2 separate regions of the Mus musculus genome follow, and region 2 is linked to region 1. The links are chromatin contacts, found by POLR2A ChIA-PET in ENCODE. All regions are on one chromosome and are shown on one strand. Each heading gives the region's core, a stretch centred on a gene start or an enhancer-like site at or near the end of the contact. The rest is flanking DNA. Distances are from core to core; before and after follow the strand shown.

Region 1 (3,619 bases), core at 605-3,104:
CACAAAGTCACTACCCAGCTCAGAAGTTTAGGTGTTCGGTGGAAAACGAATGGAACAAAGTTTGAGAGGTTGTTCCCCAACCCCCCCCCATTTTTTTTTTTTTTTTTTGGGTAGGAAATGCGCTGCTATAAAGAAAAAAGGCCTAAGTGAAAAAGCCTCCGAGGCGGAGTCGTGAGCGAACCTGGCAGGAGATGAGATTCCTGTGGCAGAGAAACTCGTGACCCGGGAGCTTGGTTCCCGCTGGGTACCCCACCCGGCCTCAGGCACCGCCTCTCCCCAAAACGAATCCCCCTCGCCCCTCGCAGGCCAGCGGAACGCTACGGCCACGGCCGCCGCCCGGGCCTCCTTCCCCCTTCAAGCTCCTCTTCAAGGCCCGCTCCCCGCCCGCGCCTCCCGCCGCACCCGGGAGCGGGAAACGCGGCCGTCGGGCGCGCGGGGCCACGGTGCAGGCCGCTCCCCTCGTGGCCGCTTCCCTCCCCCACCCCAACCGCCCCCGCCCCTCACCCCAGGGACCCGCCCGGGGCCGCGCGGCCGCCACCGGGTTACACAACCCCGGCGCGGCGCGGCGCGGAGGGGGAGGGGCGGCGGGCGGCGGCCGCCCGCAGTGCGGGGGGGACCCGGAAAAGGGCCGCAGAGGGTCCCGGGGCAGCCGGGCCGGCGTGCCGTGTGGCCTTCGGCACCCTTCCCCCTCCGCTCCTCCGCCGGCCGGAGTCGGTGACAGGAATCAGCTTCCAACATGGCGGACAGGAAGCGGCCCCGCGAGGAGGAGAGAACATTCCAGCCTCGCCGGCTCCGAGGCGAGCGGGCCAGGGGCGCCGGCCTGCGGAGAAGCCCTCGCGGACAGACAACGGGGTCCGGACGCGCAAGACGGGCGTTTAGGGGTGGAAATGACCCGAGGGACGATAGGGTCCCCCACACACCCAGACGGCAAACCCCAAGGCCACAGGTGGGCTCGGGGCGGCGGGTGAGCGAGGACGCTTCCTCAACTTAGCCCTCAGCCCCGCTCGTCGCCGCCTGCAAGCGGCTCTCGCGACACCACCCGCATCAGGATGGATTCACTAGGCCTGAATTACATACACCTCGGGGGAATTTTTTATTTTATTTTTTTAGGGCGGCTGAGTTTCACCCCCTTCTTAGGGGCCCCCACATTCAGGCAACTCCAGGGCCCGCACTAGAGGGGAAAAAGAAGATGAAGGCTGGACTTCCAAGGCCGAGGGCACAGCTCTGCCTCCGGCCGGCCGGGGCGGGGACCGAGGAAGGTCACGCCGGCCTGGCTGGGCCTCTCCCATGCTAAAGGGAAGGAGAGGGCGCTGCAATCCCCACCTCGCGGCCCGGCCCGCGCCCGGGAAGAATGGAAGGGGGCATCCCCGGCCCGGCGGGACGCACACCCGGACCGGGTCCGCGCTTTTCCCATCTAGCCCCACCCCCATCGCTTCCCCCCCCTCCAATCCAGTCCCCCTTCCCCCACCGCCCTCCCTCTCAGACCTGTTTTCTTCTTCGGCGTTTCCTGGTGCTGCTGGAGGGTGTGTTTCTGCTCATGTTTCAGCGGCTTGGGCTGGGCCTTGGGGCTGCCCTCGGCTCCATGCTGCAGGTATTGGTGAGGCTGCTGGTGATGGTGGTGGTGGTGGTGGTTGTGGCTGTGGTTGTAGAAATAATAATGGTGGTGGTGGTGCGACTGCTGCTGCTGCTGCTGCTGGGGATGATGGTGCGGATGGTGGTGGCTGTGATGGTGCTGAGGCTGTGGCTGGCCGGGCTTCTCCTCCATTGAAAGCGGCTGGGACTCCCTGGCTGAGGCTGCGGGCTGCTGCACCGTCAGGATCTGAGACTGCTTCTCCGCGCTCGCTCGGTATATCTGAGCGCGTCTCGCCAGCGCACTGGTTAAGCGAGAGGATCTGCGAGATTGGCAGCCGTGCTCCAGCAATGAGGAGCCACGCTGCGCGTCAAGCCCCGCCCCTAGCTCAAATCCTCTTCCCTTCCCCTTCGCCACCGCCGCCTGGCCAACGCCACTTACCCTATGCAACCTCACAGGGCCGGGCCTTCAACGTCAGCATTATGGCTCTCTCTTCTATCGCTTTCTCTCCTTCACCACGCAGTTAGCGAACAGCACTTTCTACACTCCTCACACCGAGCAAGCTGATGTCGAGTGTAGCAGATTCCACTGACGATTCTACTGGCGCTAGGAGCCATCTGTTGGTTTTGCACCTCCTAGAATGTGTTGGGTTGTGAGTGTGTGTGTGTGTGTGTGTGTGTGTGTGTGTTTAATTCTTTTCCGGGTAGCCAGAGAGGAAAGCTCAATTTCCTTAACCCTTAAACCACGAAGGGGGCAATTCAAAAAAGAGGAAATAAATACATTTTTAAGAATACAAGAGCTTCACAACTCGATAGATCGTTTTCGTATTCTGGATTCATTTTGCTTTGTATTCATATGCTAATCTCTTCCTTTCCACGGAGGGATTATAGGGTTCCACAATAGGGTATCTGTGTAATTTTCTAAAAGGGGACAAAGGGCTTAAATCATTGTTTCTTTGTAGTTGAAAGCAAGAGAGAGGGAGGAATGAAAAAAATCTACACTGAAGTTTTTTGGGTGTTTTTGTTGTTTTTTTAATCAAACACTGCAGGTGAGGTCAACTATGGAACCAAAATAGATTTTAGACTAAGACTTTCAAAAGTGAAATAAAGGAGAAAGGAACCCTTTAAAAGTTCTTAAGGTTTGGGTTTTTAAAACATTTTTGTATTAAATTTAAGGAAAACATTGAAATGTAAAGGTGTATTTGCAATTTATGCTGTTAATTTAACCTGTTATGATAGGAAGAAGGTTGTGATAAGCACAGACACGGGGTACCCTCGAAATATATATTTGGGGGACTTGGCTAGGAGTTTTGTTTGTTTTGGACTGGTTTGTTTTTGAAACAGACTATGTAAACCTGATTGGCTTGGAACTACCTAAGTAGAAGTGTCTGGCCAACTAAGAGATTCCCCCTGTTTCTGCCTCATGAATGCTGGGATTAAAGTCCTACACACACCAGCATACCCCAGCCAATGTGCTATTGCTATTACATGAATAATTGCTTTAAAATTCATTAAATTAGATATACATTTGTCTATGTATTATAAGGGATTTTTTTTTTTTTTGGTACAGCCCTGGCTGTCCTGGAACTCACTCCTGTAGACCAGGCTGGCCTCTGCCTTCCAAGTGCTGGGATTAAAGGCATGCCCCACCATCACTGCCCTCCCCCCAAGGGAAAATTTAAATGTAAAGTTTACCATCTTACTTTGTATTTGTTTTGTTGTTTTGTCTTTGTTTGTTTGTTTGTTTGTTTGTTTTTGATCTTCCTCTGTATCTCTGACTGGCCTGTTATTCACTATGTAGCCCAGGCTAGCTTCAAATTGTTTCAGTCCCCCTCACAAATACTGTCATTGCAGGCACTAGAACCTATATCTCTTGAAACCCCATACCTTTTCAATGATAAAGCCCTTAAGGCTGGAGGAATAGGTCAGCTGTTAAAAGCAGCGTTTTCTGCTCTTGCAAAGGACCAGAGTTCAATGCTGAGCACTCACACAGCAGCAGCATGATCATCCATAGCTCTAGTTCTGGGGGCCCAACTTCCCTTCTGAAGTC
Region 2 (3,619 bases), core at 515-3,014, 300 kb before region 1:
CAGGCAGGAGCCCTAAGGGCGGCGGGCGCGCGCGGCCGCCAAGCGGCACTGGACCTGGAGCTCCTCCCCTTCCTCCCCCGCCGCCGCCGCCGCCGCCGCCGCCGGCCGCACTCGGCCGCTCAGTCCCGGCTCCCAACCTACAACCAATCTCAGATGGGGCTCACCTCACTCCTCCCAACCCCCATCCCGGGGTCAAGACACGCCGCTGCTCCTTCCCGCAAATTGGCCGGATCCCGGCAAATACCAAGGGCGCAGAGGCGCTCGCCCCAGCGACTAGAGAGTCGGCTAGCGGCTGCAAGCTCCCGTTATTTCTACAGGCCTGGTGAAGGAATGTGCTGAGTAGGGTCTGCCAAGGGGCTCCAAAGGGGTCCCCAGCCCTTACCAGCACTGGAGGTGGAAGGCGGCAGGGCAGTGATCGCAGCACAAGAGATCCCCACCTTCCTTGCAGCTATCGCAGCTGTCGTGGTTGGTGGCCCTGCCGCTTCTCCGGGACTCCTTCTCGGGCTTCCGACTCCGCTTTTCTGCCTCGTCCGTCTTGGGGGGAGCCAGCAGAGCTTGGATTTGCTGCACACACATACAGACGGCATGTGTGCACATTCGGAGCTCCCGGGTAGCCCGTAGTCCCACCGGCGCCGCTTCTCCGTCACCCACCCCTCTTCCCCCTTTTGTCCTTCTTCCTCCCATCCAGGCTGCTTCCAGAACCTCTCGGTCCCCGGAATCAAGGGGAGCCCACCCTAACTGCGTTCCTGCAGCACAACAAGAAAAGCTCCTTCCAAATGGGGAGGACCAGGGTAGGGGGATGGGGAGAGGGTGCGCGGTTCTCTTCTTGCCACTTCCTTGTATGGACAGTGGGGGACTCCAAAGCCCGGCTCGGGAGAGGCCCGAAGCTTGGTACCCGGACGTGCAGGGGGAAGCACAAAGGGGCCGACAAGAAGGGGGTGGGGAGGCCTGCCGGTGCAATGAAATGGAGTGGGCTGAAGCCTCAGGGAGCGAATCGAGGGCGGCTGGTAGGTGAAACTGCTGCAGACGTCCTCGGAAGCTAAGCTCAGTCCCCCAAATTGCAAAGAGGGGAGGAAGAGACTGGGTGAGGAAGAACAACCCCCCCTTTTCCCGGCCCTCTGGCGCTTCGAGCTTAGGGCCGGCTTTGTGGGGCGGAGGTACCCTCCTGGCACTGGGGGGAAAAGGATGAGGGCCACTCTTACCTCCATCAGCCCCCCCGACGTGTCCAAGTCGTACACGATCGTCTTGGTCTCCATTTTCTCCCACATTCATCCACCTCTCGGGCTGGGCGCTCTCTGCTCCGGCCCCCCCAGCCCCGGGGGGAGGGGGGAGGAGGGGAAGGGGGCACCTCTGACCCCCGGTCCCCTTCTCTCTTCCCAACACAGGTTCCGACTTCCTCGCCCTGGCTCCCCCCCACCCCCCGGCCCCCAGTCCCTGGGACGGCAGCGTCCTCCCCACGGGCCGCGAGAGGGGAGCAACCCCTCAGCCCCGGCCCAGCGGCTGGCTGCACAGTGGATCCCGGCTCCGGGGGTCAGGCCTCGGCGGGGGCCTAGGCCCACAGGCTAAAGCTGGCGCTGGCGACCGCTGGTCCGGCCGGGAAGGCTAGCGGGCGCTGCCATCCCGGGCTTGGGGGACCGGAGGGGGGGGTGAGAGGTTAGGTGAGGTTGTGGTTCGTGAGGTGACTCTGGGGAGGATGATGGGGGGTGGTCCCCGGGCTCCGCCTCTCGCCGCCGCTGCCGTCTGCGTCCCGGCTGCCGCGCACTTGGCGCAAACTTACCGCGAGCGCCCGCAAAGCCACCCGCGCAGGCGCCCCGGGATCGCCGCTCGCCGCGCGCAACCGCAGTGACAGCCGGCGGCCTGGCTCCCGCGCAGCCGCGGTGATGGGGTACCCCCCGGCGCGCAGCCGCGCTGGCATTCGCCCGGAGCCCAGAAGCCCCGCCTCTCCGCCGTGCGCCGGCGTACTGCGATTGGAGGGCGGAACCTGAGGCCTCGCTTAGGCGCCTGGGAAAGCGCGTAGGGGTCACGGCGCAGCCGCAGGAACTGGAAGACGCATCACCCATTGGTGTTTGTGTGCGGACCACGGGCTCTGGTCCCGCGCAGGCGTGTTGGGTCGCCACCCTCCCGTCCCCTCACACAGCCGCCTCACGCGCAGGCGCGTTGTACCTGGAGGCCTGCACAAAAAAAAAAAAAAAAAAAAAAAGCTTCTCCTTTCGCCATTTTGGTAATGAGATTTGGGGCTACCATGCCCTTGGAGTCCTCAGTCACGACCAAGGAGGAGCGTGGGATGCTGTATGGAGCTGGTAGCTTTCGGCTGCAGCAGTACCCATATGGATGGTGTAGTGGACTGTTTGTCTCCAGTGTCAGGTGTGTCTGGACTAGGCCGCCATATTGGTAAAGAGGGAAAAAAAAAGCATTGCGACAAAAAAAAAAAAAAAAAAAGACGCTTTTGGTGGCAGATCGGATGACTGCTCTTTCCACTTCATTTCCACTCTCAGCACCTAATTTTAGCACGAGCATTGCTGCCTTGGGTCCCGATGGAACCCAAGATATTTCAAGCTGTTCTTACCCTCTCTTAACCACTGTCCCTGTGAACTACTCCGAAAGAGGAAGTCAAAAGCCCAAACAGTCCGTAATCCTGACAACGCCCAGCTACCTGCCTACAGCTGACTTCAATCCCCATCTTGCAACGCGCAGAGTTCAAAGGGTGAACGGGACCGCTTTGCACTCTGGTAGTTAGACTCGCGATGGATCTGATGGATTGTGGGAGTTGTAGTTCAGCCTTCAGGCGCTGCACTGGACCATAGGATGTACACGAAGAAAAGCCTGCCGGGAAAGGATACTTTTGAGAGCTGCCGTATTGCACACTGGGGTTTGTAGTTTGAGCCCCTCACCTCGCATTCTGAGCAGAGAGACATACCTCTCTTTGGGTGTGCGCTGTTATGCCCTTGTTATCACTTTCCAATATGGACAGATACTCTGCCTAATTGCGAATGAATGAACCCCACTAGGCATTAATTAACACTGGTGACATGCAGCTATGTCCTGCCGTTTCTTTCTTTCGTTTGTTCGTTCTGTTAAGACAGTCTTACTCCGCAGCCCTAGAACTTGTTATGTAGACTAGATAGGTCATGAACTCACAGAAATCCGACTGCTTCTGCCTCCGGTCCCATTTCTGGGATCGACGTGTGCTACTACGCCTGGAATCTCCTAAACTCATTTTTATGTTACTACACACATTATTCTCAGACCCGTAAACCTGGGAGGGACTTAGAGACTATTTGATTTAAATTCTTCATTTCCAGGTACAGAGTGGAGAGTGGTTTGCTTAGACGCATATTGAGTTTATAGCAAACCTAAAAAGGAAACATTTCTTGATTCACAGGTCAGACTTTGTCCCCTACACCGTGTTTACTGTCTCTGAGAAACTATTGCTCCTTCTTTTAGGACAGTCAGGACTGTAAGTCAAAGGGGATATAAATATCTGTGTGAAGTTTTAGTGCTTTGTGAAGTTTTAGTGCTCTCTCTCTCTTTGTCTCTCTGCCTCTCTCTCTCTCTCTCTCTCTCTCTCTCTCTCTCTCTCTCTCGGCCCTGTATTAGTGCCTAGAAAGAATAACGTTAT

Evidence for each region. ChIA-PET counts read pairs that join two places held with the same protein, here RNA polymerase II (POLR2A).
Region 2: POLR2A ChIA-PET joins it to region 1 with 18 read pairs in Patski. The contact joins the promoter of Phf12 here to the promoter of Nufip2 in region 1. POLR2A ChIA-PET finds 5 or more read pairs at or near these places in 4 of 5 experiments (Patski and embryonic stem cell).

What each region holds. Positions count from the first base shown.
Region 1 is chr11:77,684,374-77,687,992 of GRCm38, reverse strand. It overlaps Nufip2 (nuclear fragile X mental retardation protein interacting protein 2), which reads right to left and starts at 1,854. Exons shown (of 4, transcript NM_001024205.2): 1 at 1,486-1,854. The coding sequence starts at 1,765.
Region 2 is chr11:77,980,961-77,984,579 of GRCm38, reverse strand. Phf12 (PHD finger protein 12) reads right to left here and starts at 1,764. Exons shown (of 15, transcript NM_174852.3): 1 at 1,203-1,764; 2 at 383-564. The coding sequence starts at 1,268.